Linked DNA regions of Homo sapiens: region 1 is linked to region 2. A link is an interaction called in ENCODE POLR2A ChIA-PET data of the cell type or tissue named here. Cell type or tissue: PC-9. All regions are shown on one strand. Each heading gives the region's core, and the rest is flanking DNA. Links, peaks and the distances in the headings are about the cores only. Region 1 overlaps DBF4B (DBF4B-CDC7 kinase regulatory subunit). Region 2 overlaps ITGA2B (integrin subunit alpha 2b).

Evidence for each region. Peaks named below come from ENCODE experiments on the same cell type or tissue, not always from the same donor. Only the 100,000 strongest peaks of a DNase experiment are listed, where the experiment ranks them.
Region 1: POLR2A ChIA-PET joins it to region 2 with 9 read pairs; 3 of 35 experiments call an interaction of 5 or more read pairs at or near these places.

Annotation. Positions count from the first base shown.
Region 1 is chr17:44,741,481-44,749,260 of GRCh38, forward strand. DBF4B (DBF4B-CDC7 kinase regulatory subunit) reads left to right here. Exons shown (of 14, transcript NM_145663.3): 11 at 5,603-5,711; 12 at 5,911-6,035; 13 at 6,861-6,985. Among named protein-coding and RNA genes, the nearest start is that of ADAM11, 14 kb to the right of the region's middle. In PC-9, for the core only: no CTCF peak of the experiment used is centred there; no DNase peak of the experiment used is centred there.
Region 2 is chr17:44,383,895-44,388,808 of GRCh38, forward strand. It overlaps ITGA2B (integrin subunit alpha 2b), which reads right to left. Exons shown (of 30, transcript NM_000419.5): 2 at 2,116-2,237; 3 at 1,930-2,027; 4 at 1,657-1,822; 5 at 1,392-1,441; 6 at 1,270-1,315; 7 at 1,054-1,182; 8 at 644-691; 9 at 417-460; 10 at 191-244; 11 at 1-52. Among named protein-coding and RNA genes, the nearest start is that of ITGA2B, 3.3 kb to the right of the region's middle. RefSeq lists an enhancer at 1,816-1,955. In PC-9, for the core only: no CTCF peak of the experiment used is centred there; a DNase peak (open chromatin) is centred at 1,607; H3K4me3 peaks cover 1,211 bases.

The DNA of each region.
Region 1 (7,780 bases), core at 1,483-5,482, 360 kb after region 2:
GGGCTGGTTACAGGCCAAAGTCCTCCCCATCGGGGGCCTGCTGGTCAGATTTGGGAATGGCCATGTGTTTGCTCCTTAGGCAAAGTCTATTCTGGGAACGTAGCCCAGAGAAGAGAGACTAGGAGCGTTCATCCATTTTATTTTGTGTTCTTCATCCGTACTGAAGAATTTAACTTGAAGAAGAAAGGGAGGTGCCAGGGTTGTGAAGGGCACCCCCTTCTCCTTAAGGGTCGAAGAAGACCTATTTGTTAATTCACTGCTGAGATACAGCACTCTTACCCTGTCCGCCCAGAACCCCTGGCCTGCACTGTTTCCCCCAGAGCATGGACCATTGCAACCAGACATGGTGCACCCAGCAGTTACCTCACTCGGCAGGGTTTACCGAGTATACACAGAAGACAATAGACCGCTTTCTCAAACTCATATCTATAGACCACCATTATCAGAGTCCCCTGGGGTCTCTTTAATTAAAAATACAAGTTCTAGCTGGGCACAGTGGCTGATGCCTGTAATCTCAGCACTTTGAGATGCCAAAGTGGGAGGATCACATGAGGCCAGGAGTTTGAGACCAACTTGGGCACACAAACATAGCAAGACTCTGCCTCTACAAAAAATAAAAATAAAAATGTAAAAAATTATGAGTCAGGCAGAGTGGCTCATGCCCGTAATTCCAGCACTTTGGGAGGCTAAGGGGGCGGATCACTTCAGGTCAGGAGTTTGAGACAAGCCTGGCCAATATGGTGAAACCCCTTCTCTACTAAAAATGCAACAAAAAAAAAATTAGCCAGGCATTGTGGTGCACACCTGTAATCCCAGCTACTTGGGAGGCTGAGGCAGGAGAATGGCTTGAACCCGGCAGGCGGAGGTTGTAGTGAGCTGAGATTGCGCCACTGTACTTCAGCCTGGGTGATAGAGCGAGACTCCTTCTCAAAAAAAAAAAAAAAAAAAAAATTAGTCAAGCGTGATGACAAGTGCCTGTAGTCCCACTTACTCAGATGGCTAAGGCAGGACAATCATTTGAGCCCAGGAGTTCAAGGTTGCAGTAAGCTATGATTGTGCCACTGCACTCCAGCCTGGGTGACAGAGTGAAACCCTGATGCAGGTTCCTAAACTCCACCCCATATCTATAGAATCAAAATATCTGATGATGGAGCCCCAAAAGCTGCATTTTACAAGCTCTCATGTGATTTCAGTGAATATCAAAGTTTAAACTGGTTGGGCCAAACATCAGGAATAACTAAGGGGCGGGGCGGGGGAGAAGATCGCTGCATTACGTGGCTCATGGCTTGTGGGCTTGTTAATGTTTCTACTCTGCAGATGTTTGAGAATTTGAACCCTCATTAACCAAAGTAGAGAAGGAATTCAGCTCAGGTGATGGGTGAGATGCCTTCTCAGACCCTTTCTAACCTCTGGGCTGTGGGGTTATAGACCAGGAGAGAACAGAGCAGACTCTCAGCCCTGGAGTTCCTGGGGCCAAGGAGGCTCTGTGGTTTCCATCAGCTGACAAAGGCTGTGGGTAAGAAAATAGTACAAATAGGAGGGAAAAAATTAAGGGAATGTGGCAGTAGATGAAATGGGAGCAAAGAGAGAAAGAGGTGAGGTTAAGTCCCAATACAAGGGATACCAGGGAGAGCCAGTCAGAAGGTGGCCCAGGCTTGGCGCTGGCAGTGATGCTAGGCCTGGGATGGCCTTGGGATCACAGAGGAGCTAAGAGGCTGTAAAGGGAAGATGAAGCAATGAAGCTTTGGTATCTGCATGTGAGGCGCCTAGGCAGGGAGTTGGCCCTGGTGGGACATCAAAGTTCCAGGCACGTGTGTATGTGGAAAATATGTGTAGGAAGAAGTGTTTAAATTTTTACATTTTTGAAATCATTATTATATTTTAAAGTTTAAAAATTTTTAAATTTAAAAAGTTTAAAATTTGTGTTACAAATGGTTTAATGTGAAAAGTCTATATTCCACACCCAGCCTCCAGTTCTATCCCCTCACTGGTGCAACCTTCCTCCCAGGGGTAGAGGCTGGAGGAGATCCGAGTGGTGCCTCACCCCTGCCAAATGGAGAGTGCAGCCTGGGGCAGCATGAAAAGAAAAAGCAAGTAACATCCAGCATAGTCAATACTGTATGATTCTTTTTTTTTTTTTTTTTTTTTGAGAATGAGTCCCACACTGTTGCCTAGGCAGGAGTGCAGTGGCGTGATCTCTGCTCACTGCAACCTCCGCCTCCCAGGTTCACGCGATTCTCCTCCCTCAGCCTCCTGAGTGGTTGGGATTACAGTGCACACCACCTCGCCCGGCTAATTGTTTGTGTTTTTAGTACAGATGGGGTTTCACTATGTTGGCCAACTGGTCTTGAACTCCTGACCTCGTGATCCACCCACCTCAGCCTCCCAAAATGCTGGGATTACAGGTGTGGGCCACCACACCCAGCCTATATGATTCTTTATGTAAGAAGAGGGAACGAAGGATACACATGTACCTATATATCCATGAACTATCTCTGGAGATAGACCACACCTGTAATCCCAGCACTTTGGGAGGCCAAGGGGGAAGGATCACTTTGAGGCCAGGAGTTCGAGACCAGCCTGGGCAACATAATGAGACCACCCCCCCCCCCCCCCGCCCATCTCTATTTTTATATTTTTAAAAAATCTGGCCAGACACAGTGGCTTATACTTGTAATCCTAGCACTTTGGAAGACTGAGGCAGGTGGATCACTTGAGCTCACGAGTTTGAGACCAGCCTGAGCAACATGGTGAAACCCCACCTCTATTAAAAATACAAAAATTAGCCAGGCATGGTGGTGCAAGCCTGTAGTCTAAGCTACTCAGGAGGCTGAGGCTGGGGAATTGCTTAAGCATGGGAAGCAGAGGTTGCAGTGAGCCAAGGTGGTGAATCTGCACAACAGCCTGGGTGACAGAGTAGACCCTGTCTCAAAAAAAAAAAAAAAATTGCATTCCCTTTTATGGCTGCAGGGTATCCATTATTCCATTGTATGGAATGTATTTACTGTATTTTATTTAACCAGTCTGTTATTCATGGATGCTTAGATTAGCTCCAATGAAAATCATGTTCAGAGTAAATTTGCAATTGCTCATTTGTGGAATAAATTCCTAAAGGTAGAAATATTGGGTTAAAAGATATATGCATTTATAATTTTGATAAATTCAGCCAAATGGCTTTTCATGGAGCGGATACCAACTTATATGTTTACCTACACTGCATGAGAGAGGCTGTTTCCCATCCCCTTGCCTCATGCTGTGACTGGCAGATATGCTGACCTCCAGTATAACAGATTAAAAACTGTATCTCAGTATAATTATAATTTTTGTTTTTTCTTACTATGAATGAGGCTAAGTAAGTTTGCATATGTTTGGTTGTTTGAATCTCTTTTTATGTGAACCTTCTTTTTATACTTTGCCCATTTTTTATTTGGTTATTGATCACTTTAATGATTTGTAAGGAGCCCTTCTCATATTAGAAAAATGAGCTCTTTGTTATTAGTTGTAAATATTTTCTTTTCTCTGGTCACTGCAACCTCCACCTCCCAGGCTCAGGCAATCCTCCCATCTCAGCCTCCCAAGTAACTGGGAGTACAGGTGTGCACCACCACACCTGGCTAATTTTTATATTTTTTGTAGAGGTGGGGTTTCACCATGTTGCCCAGGCTGGTCTCGAACTCCTGCGCCCAAGTGATCCTCCCACCTTGACCTCCCAAAGTGCAGGGATTATAAGTGTGAGCCACTGTACCTGGCAGTTGTAAATAAATCAATATATATATTTTTTTCCTAAGCCTCCCTGAGCAGAGAAGTTGTAAATACTTTTAAAAGACAAGAAAACCCCAAGTTTGTGGTTTGTCTTTTAACTCTGCTATATTAGTCCATTTTCATACTGCTATACAGACCTGTCTGAGACTGGGTAATTTGTAAAGGAAAGAGGTTTAATAGACTCACAGTTCAGCATGGCTGGGGAGGCCTCAGGAAACTTACAATCATGATGGAAGGCAAAGGGGAAGCAAGGCACCTTCTCCACAAGGTGGCAGGAGGGATAAGTGCTGAGTGAAGGGGGAAGAGCCCCTTACAAAAGCATCACATCTCATGAGAACTGTCACGAGAATAGCATGGGGGAAACCACCTGATTCAGTTATCTCCACCTGGTCTCTCCATTGACACTTGGGGATTATAGGGATTACAATTCAATATGAGATTTGGGTGGGGACACAAAGCCTAACCATATCATTTGCTAATGATTCTTTGCCATGCATACATATTTTAAAGTTGTATATAGCTGAATTTATGAGTTTTTCTGTATATCTTCTGGGGTTTGTGTCATACTTAGGAAGTCTTTAAAAGGAGTGTTTTGGACTTGTCGAGTTTGCTGGACAGCCAGATAGAAATGCCCTTTGGTTGTTAGAAATATGGGGCTGATATTCAGATAAGAATTCAGGCTTGGCCGGATGTGGTGACTCAGTCCTGTAATCCCAGCATTTTGGGAGGCTGAGGTGGGCAGATCACCTGAGGTCGGGAGTTTGAGACCAGCCTGGGCAACATGGTGAAACCCTGTCTCTACTAAAAATACAAAAAAAAAAAAAAAAAAAAGAAAGAAAATTAGCCAGGCGTGGTGGTGTGTTCCTGTAATCCCAGCTATTCGGGAGGCTGAGACAAGAGAATCACTTGAACCCAGGAGGTGGAGGTTGCAGTGAGCCGAAATCATGCTGCTGCACTCCAGCCTGGGTGACAGAGCGATACTCCATCTCAAAAAAAAAAAAAAAAAAAGAAGTCAGGTTTGAGGAAGGTTTGAAAATCCTAGCGGACAGTGAGGACAGCTGTGAGAGATCCAAGGCAGCATGAGAGAAGGGACAGACTGAACCAAGCTGGGGAGACATTCAGGGTGGAAAAGAAGAGCAGTCCCTTCACTGTGGTTGAGACCTTTTCCCTTTCATCTTTCAGGTCTCATGAATGTGGGTGTAGGTTTGAGCACAGAGTTGGAATTCCTACAAGGGATTCTTGCTGCTGCCGTCACCATCCCATCTTCACCTGTCGTTTAAGAGAAGGACGGAGATGGCTGGCGCGGTGGCTCACACCTGTAATCCCAGCACTTTGGGAGGCCAAGGCAGGTGGATCACCTGAGGTCAGGAGTTTGAGACCAACCTGGCCAACATGGTGAAACCCCGTCTCTACTGAAAATACAAAAATGAGTTGAGCATTGTGGCGGGCGCCTGTAATCCCAGCTACTCTGGAGGCTAAGGCAGGAGAATGGCTTGAGCCCAGGAGGTGAAGATTGCAGTGAGCCAAGATCGCACCACTGCACTCCAGCCTGGGTGACTAAGCTAGACTCTCTCAAAAAAAAAAAAAAAAGAGAGAGAGGACAGAGATAAGACAGGCTGCCCACAGGGAGGTCTCCAGACGTCTTCTTCCTTGTTCCCCTCTTGCCATTCTTAGATGATTGGTACCAAGCTCAGGGAAGGCCTGCCTGCCGGTGCCTGCACAGCCCCTTGGCCATCTTGGTCCTTCCCCTCCCTGACCTAGGCTCCAGGCTCTAAGTAGTGGCTCCTCCCCCCAAGGGCCCCAGCAGTAACCACTTTGCCGCACTATGTACCCTCCCCAGAGAATCCAAGGATGGAGAGCCAAGCCCACGATCAGCTGCCCACACCATGCCCAGGAGGAAGAAAGGCTACTGCGAGTGCTGTCAGGAGGCCTTCGAGGAGCTCCATGTGGTGAGCCCCTTCCCCATTAAGCAGCTGCTCCCAGAGTGCCCTGAGGGAGCCTGCTCACTGGGGATGAGTCCTTCCTATGCGATCTCTATGCTGCTATGGCTGTCCTCCAGGGCCAGAGCATGGGCTGGGAGGTCAGCTTCCGTGTCCCCCTCCCCCCAGGCCTCATCTAATGCCCTGTGCTCCTCTCCCCCGCCGGCAGCATCTTCAGAGTGCCCAGCACCGGAGCTTTGCCCTGGAAGCCCATCTATATGCAGAAGTGGACAGGATCATTGCTCAGCTCAGCCACAGCTTTGCAGACATCCCTTTCCAGGCTGGCCTCCCCAGGTGAGTGCCACGCTGGCAGGCACAACTGTGTCTGCTCTCTCCTCTGTTGCCCTCTGGGTGGGAAGAGACCCTCAGGTTGGTGGCTGCTGGGACCAGACTGTGATGTTTTCCTCTTTTCTCACCTTCCTTTCCCCTTATCCTCAGTCCTGTTTGTTTTGGGGCTGGCCAAAAAAAATAAAAAGACCTCCATTTGTGGCTTCACTTGATGAAGACTAGACCCAGACTACACTGTGGCTCCCTTCCAACTCCACAGGCTTTGATGTGGTTGATAAGCAGTTCTGGCCAGGGAGCAGGGGGTTAGTGCTTGGGCCTCTCCTAGATAGGTGAAAAGCAAAGTCTTTCCCCTCTGTAGAAGTCACCCCCAGAAAGAAGGACTGCATGGGGTTTGGTGGGAATTCCAGGGCCCTCTGAGCCCTGCTTCCCCTTGCTGCCAGCAAGGCAGACCCTCTCCCACCTGGGGCTGTGGCTTCACCTCTCACCCCAAATCTCCACCTCAAGCTCAACTTGCACAGCCAGGCACTGCGCTGCTTTCTTCAGCTGCCAAAGGGCACAGCCTCCTCTGTGAAGTCATGAAATGGAATAGCCTCTAACCTATTCCTCTGGCCGGCCCCAACCACAGGCTGCAGAGCCAAGAGAAGTGCACACAGTGCTGGTTGCTGCGGCAGGTTAGACCCAAACAGGAGGACTTTCACACAGGGCCTCAGAGAAGGCAGCTCTCTCGGCACATGAACCGCCAGCTGTGGCAGCTCTCCCTGTGCCCTCAGCCCTGGCCCAGGCCTGCTGTGAAGTTGAAACCTGCAGCTCACAGTGTTTCTGTCCCAACAGGTGGTCAGGTTCCCCAGCTTCTGATTGTGACCCTCTCTGTCCTGAGACTCTGCACCCCCATCAGCCCTCCCATCCCAGGGCAGCATCTCCCAGGATAAGGAAAGAAGACAGCTGCCAGGCATCAGGTATCCCAGAGCAGGATGGGACAGTGGACAGCACGCAGGCACCAGCTGAACGTGCAGGGACTGGTGAGGTACCTGGACCTATAGCAAGCTGCCAGGACCTGGGGGTGTCAGTTGATGTGTTTGTGGACCCCCCAGGGATACCAGTGTCCAGGAGCCCTGCTTGCCAATGCCTCCTGCCTAGCTCTGGTTTTATGGAACTCTCCTCTGGCCCAGACCTGGCACTTTTTGGCCACAAGCGGAAGGTTCAGTTCCCCAGTGGCAGTGCTAAGAAGAGAGTGGGGGCCTCCTGGCCACAGGCTTCATTTTTTGTCCCAATAGCCCCCAACCCCTGCGGCACCAGGACAACTAGTGGCAAGCGTCTTCCCTCTCTTCCCCTTACAGGCCATGAGTCCAGGCTCCTCGCCTCCCTCCAGCCCTTGTGCCACTCACAGACCTGCCTCTCTCTCCCAGACCCCTTCCCCTGGCAGCCCACAGACAGACCAGCAGAGTTCTGGGCCACACAGCCCTCCTGGCTGGGGAAAGGGTGGCCCCCAGGGCCTGAGGATTCTGAGTGTACAGCCACTGGCCCTGTATCCCAGGAGGCTGGCCAGCTCCTCAGCTGCCCCACAGCTCCAGGCTGGCCATCAGCTCCCCTGTACTCAGCTACCAGTGTGCAGCCCTCGGGAGCACCTGTAGAGAGCAGGTCTACCTCCCTCCTGCAGCCCCTGCCAGCCAGTGCGGGAGCCAGCTGTTCCCGATGCCTCTGGGCCCCCCAGCCTCTCCAGGTGCCCTGTCTCCCTGTCTCCCAGCCCTGGT
Region 2 (4,914 bases), core at 1-4,000:
CATCCCCGTTGACGTCAGTGACAGCCACTGAATGCCCAAAATACGACGCCATCTGCAAGATGAGGAGCACCATCATTCACGCCGCTGGACAAGCATCCTCTTTAAGAAATGGGCCCTCACCTCCCATGAAATATTCTGAAGTCTCAGTTCCCCCTCCACCCAGCCACGCCCACTGGGACCTGGCCCCCACCTGCTCTCCGCGCAGCCGATGCAGCCTCTGGTAGTAGGAATCCAAAATTTCCACCTGCACGGACAGCGCAGGCGAGAGCATCATTCTTGTACCCAAAGCAACCTCCCACTCCAGGTGAGAAAGGGTGGTTTGGTGGAGGCGGGGCGGGGGTGGGGGGCGCTCAGGAGTTGTCAGCCTGAGAACTGGGATAAGGGGCTTCGGGAGGCCCAGTGGTGGGGGCACTTACCGCTCCCAGGGTCCAGCTCCAAGTGGGGGCACCGACGACATATTCTGGCGATAGGGAGAGCCAGGCTCAGGGAATGAGAGCCTTAGAACCTACCCACTTCCCGCTCCCCGTTCTGCACCCAGGGAAAAATGTGTGTGCAGGAAGATTTCCCTACATAGGGGAGATTTCAGGAAGGCGCTCCTCCCCGGGCTGGGCTACCCAACTCCCGCCCTAAGTGGATTTCTTGCCTGTAGTGTTGAGATCCCCGTCGAACTCGCCCACGGCCACCGAGTACCCTGAGGACAAGGGCGCAAATTAGTCTTTTCCAGGGGAGGAAGCACAGAGGGGACGGAGGGCAAAGAAGGAGGAGATTAAGGCCACTCAGCCCCAGCCCTGCATTGTGCAGATGGAAAAACGGAGGCCTTCGAGGGGCCAAGCCCTGCCCCAGGCTGCGCTACGAGTCCGCAGTGGAAGGGAGCGGTGGGCGCATGGGAGGTGGGCGGTCTGCGGGGAAGCCGCAGGAGCGGAGGGCGGGAGCGGCTTAGGCGGTGGGTTGGCCGGCAGGGGTGGCCATGGAGGCTCCCACAGGGGCAGGACCTGACCGTCTGCGGTGGGCGGTGACCCTCGGGGTGCTGGAAGTCTGGAATGGCGGTGTTACCCCAGTAGCCGTCGAAGTACTCTGGGTTGCTGGAGTCAAAGGAGAGGCTCTGGGAGGACACGTGCCACAAAAGGATGCCTGGGCGGTAACTCGAGAAAATATCCGCAACTGGAGCCTGGGCCAGGAGACCTAGGGCGGGAGGGACAGCGGGTGTGAAGCCCAAAGCGGTCTCCTTGGGCCGCGAGAAGGGAGGGAGGTGTACGGATGGGCACGTACCTAAGAAATAATAGCCGCCAGGAGCCCCAAGCACCAGCTCTCCGGCCTGGAAGGGAAGTCCTGAGGGTGAGAGGGGGCCCTGTTTGGGAGCCGCCCCCACTGCGCTTTTGCTCCCTACTCGCCTGAGTGACCACGGAGCTGAAGCCCGCTTCACAGTAACGCTTGTCCCAGCCTGCAGGAGACAAGGAGGAGGGGTCAGCGCAGGGGTGAAGGGAGGCGCGCGCGAGCCCGGAGGAGGGCTGGGGGACAGGGGCGGGGCCTTGAGTCGGCGGGGCCCTGGGGCGAGGCCAGATCCAAAGCAAGGGCTGCGGCGCTGGGGGCGGGATCCGATGGGGGCGGGGCCAAGCCGTCGCGAGTGGGCGGGGCCAGGTCGTAGCTGGCGCTTACTAAAATCATTTTCCACGTAAATGCGGCTCAGGGTGTTCCCGCGACAGGGGGAGTACTCGGCGCGGCGGCCGCTCTCTGGCTGAGCCAAAAAGCAGCTACCTACGGGCGTCTTCTCAGCCTCCTCAGTCTTTTCTAGGACGTTCCAGTGCTGCCAGGGGGCGCAGGCCTGGAGAAAGGCCACAGGAGTGGGGACGGGCGCGAGACTTGGGCTCCTCCTGGCCCCAGGTGTCCCTGCCCCCGATTGTTCCCTGTGCCCTGTACCGCGGGGCCCACCACAATGACGTCGCTCCAGCTGACGACCGACGCCCCCAGTCCTTGGCGGGCCTTGAAGGTTTGTAAAGTTTGGGAGCCTACATTTCGGGTCTCATCACCTGGAAGGCACAAGAAGGGGTGGGGCGCTGAAGCCCGGCAGTCCACGTCCCTCTGACCCCAACCTTGCTCTCCTTGCCTGGGACTCACGGAGGTCAAAGAGCAGCGAGGGGCACTGGCCGCCCTCGGCCCTCCAGGGGCACAGGAACACGCCGCCCGTCTCCTCCTGGCTGGGGCCCAGGGTCCGCGGGGCGCCCACCACGATGGCCACTCTGCATAGGAAAGCTGGGTGAGCGCCGCGCAGATTCCAGCGTATCCCAGGCCCTGGCGCCGGCGCTGGGAGCACTGCCCGGAAGGCCATGTGGCATGGGGGCACTGGACCATCTTTCCTCAATGACACCTCACAGACCACCGTGATGTACTTCTTCATCTTATGGACAGTGAAACCGACTCTCAGCGAGGGCAATCACGTGGCTAAAGTAACCCAGTGAGTTGAGAGTAGAGCTGGGACTATAACCATTTGGTTTGATTTGAACACCAGGGGTTTGAGATCTTTGCTGAAAAAGACCTAAACTCTGTACAACACCTCCATCCTTCCACCCGCAACAAGAACCAGCGGTTCACATGCTCCCTGGAATGCCTGCCTAGACTGTTACCAGATCCCCTCTTGAGAGCTGGTTTTAATGAGGGAAGGTAGCGGGTACCTCTAAAGTGGGGCTGGAGTGTGTGTGCTGATAGGAGGACCCTAGCAGATCTAGGTTTAAATCACAATTCTGCCATATGTGAAATAGGAATACCAATTTCATAACCAATGACTGGTTTTCACAACCAGTCAATGCTGTCAGGAGTAAATGTAATAAATACGAGTAACGGTTAGCATGGTCCCAGCCAAATACATAACAAACGCTCTTGAAACAATGCTATAATTTTAAAAAATAATTTTGTTGTTTTGAGACAGGGTCTCATTCTGTTGCCCAGCTGGAGTGCAGCAGCATGATCACAGCTCACTGTAGCCTTGATCTCCAGGGCTCAAGCAATCCTCTCCCCTCAGCCACCCTAGTAGCTGGGACTGCGGGTGTGCAACACCATGCCTGGCTAATTAAAAAAAATTTTTTTATAGGCTGGGCATGGTGGCTCACACCTGTAATCCCAGCACTTTGGGAGGCCAAGGGATTACAGGCGTGAGCCTCTGTGTCTGGCCCATAATATTTTTTTAGCCTGCAGGATGTTTAAGTAGTGCCAATGGGATCACTACTTATAGGAGGGGAAATCAGCAGGAGTGGGCACAGGAAGGAGTTGAGCTGATTCAGGCCCAATGACAGCATTCGCCAACACCCCACGAGCTTTGGAACTAGAATGACCCTTCAAAATTGTCAGAGTTGGCCGGGTGTGGTGGCTCACGCCTGTAATCCCAGTACTTTGGGAGGCCGAGGCAGGCTGATCACCTGAGGTCAGGAGTTTGAGACCAGCCTGGCCAACATAGTGAAACCCTGTCTCTACTAAAAATACAAAAATTAGCCGGGCATGGTGGCATGCACCTGTAATCCCAGCTACTCGGGAGGCTGAGACAGGAGAATCGTTTGAACCCAGGAGGCAGAGGTTGCAGTGAGCCGAGATCACCCCATTGCACTCCAGCCTGGGCAACGAGAGCGAAACTCCATCTCAAAAAAAAAGAAGAAAAAAAGTCTGGGCATGGTGGCTGAAGCCTGTAATCCCAGCACTTTGGGAGGCCAAGGCGGGTGGATCACCTGAAGTTGGGAGTTCGAGACCACCCTGACCAACATGGAGAAACCTCGTCTCTACTAAAAATACAAAATTAGCCGGGTGTGGTGGCACATGCCTGTAATCCCAGCTACGCGGGAGGCTGTGGCAGGAGAATCGCTTGAACCCGGGAGGCAGAAGTTGCGGTGAGCCAGTGATTGTGCCATTGCACTCCAGCCTGGGCAACAAGAGCGAAACCCCATCTCAAAAAAAAAAAAAAAAAAAAAAAAAAAAGAAGAAGAAGAAAAAAAGAATTGTCAGAGTTGATGAAAGAGGGCTGGACCCTTATCAAATGCCTCCCCCACACCTGCCTCCACTCTCCCCACTCACCCACTTCTCATTGATCAGACACTGGATGTGGGCCATCTTGGGAGGGGACTTGGAGTGAACTGGCTCTCTTCAGCAGAGGAAATCCCCTAAGTGGCTGACACTTGAAGGCTATCTGCCATTGCCACCCATTGCCACTCCCTGAAGCTGGTGGGCACAGTGTCTCTCACAATAGTAGCTCAGGGTACACGCTATGAAGAGGAGGAGCCAAGACTCTAATCTTGGCACTCTTGATTCTGAAGCCTGATCAATACTAATCATTAATGACCTATTGCTTCTTTTCAAATATTTATAATGTTGATGGAGATGAGGGAAATGGAACAGAAATGCAAGGTGCGGGAGGGTAGACAACTTTAGTTCTGCAAATCAATTTAGGACATGTGCTCCTCTCCACATTTCCTTTCTTTTTTTTTTTTTTTTTTTTTTGAGACAGAGTTTCGCTCTCGTTGCCCAGGCTGGAGTGCAATGGCATGATCTCGGCTCACCACAACCTCTGCCTCTCAGGTTCAAACGATTCTCCTGCCTCAGCCTCCCGAGTAGCTGGGATTACAAGCATGCGGCACCACGCCCGGCTAATTTTTTTTTTTTTGAGACGGAGTGTCACTCTGTCACCCAGGCTGGAGTGCAGTGGCATGATCTCAGCTCACTGCAACCTCCACCTCCCGGGTTCAAGTGATTCTCCTACCTCAGCCTCCCGAGTAGCTGGGACTACAGGAGTGTGCCACCACGCTCAGCTAATTTTTGTATTTTTAATAGAGACAGGGTTTCACCATATTGGCCAGGCTGGTCTTGAACTCCTGACCTCATGATCTGCCCACCTCTGCCTCCCAAAGTGCTGGGATTGCAGGTGTGAGCCACTGT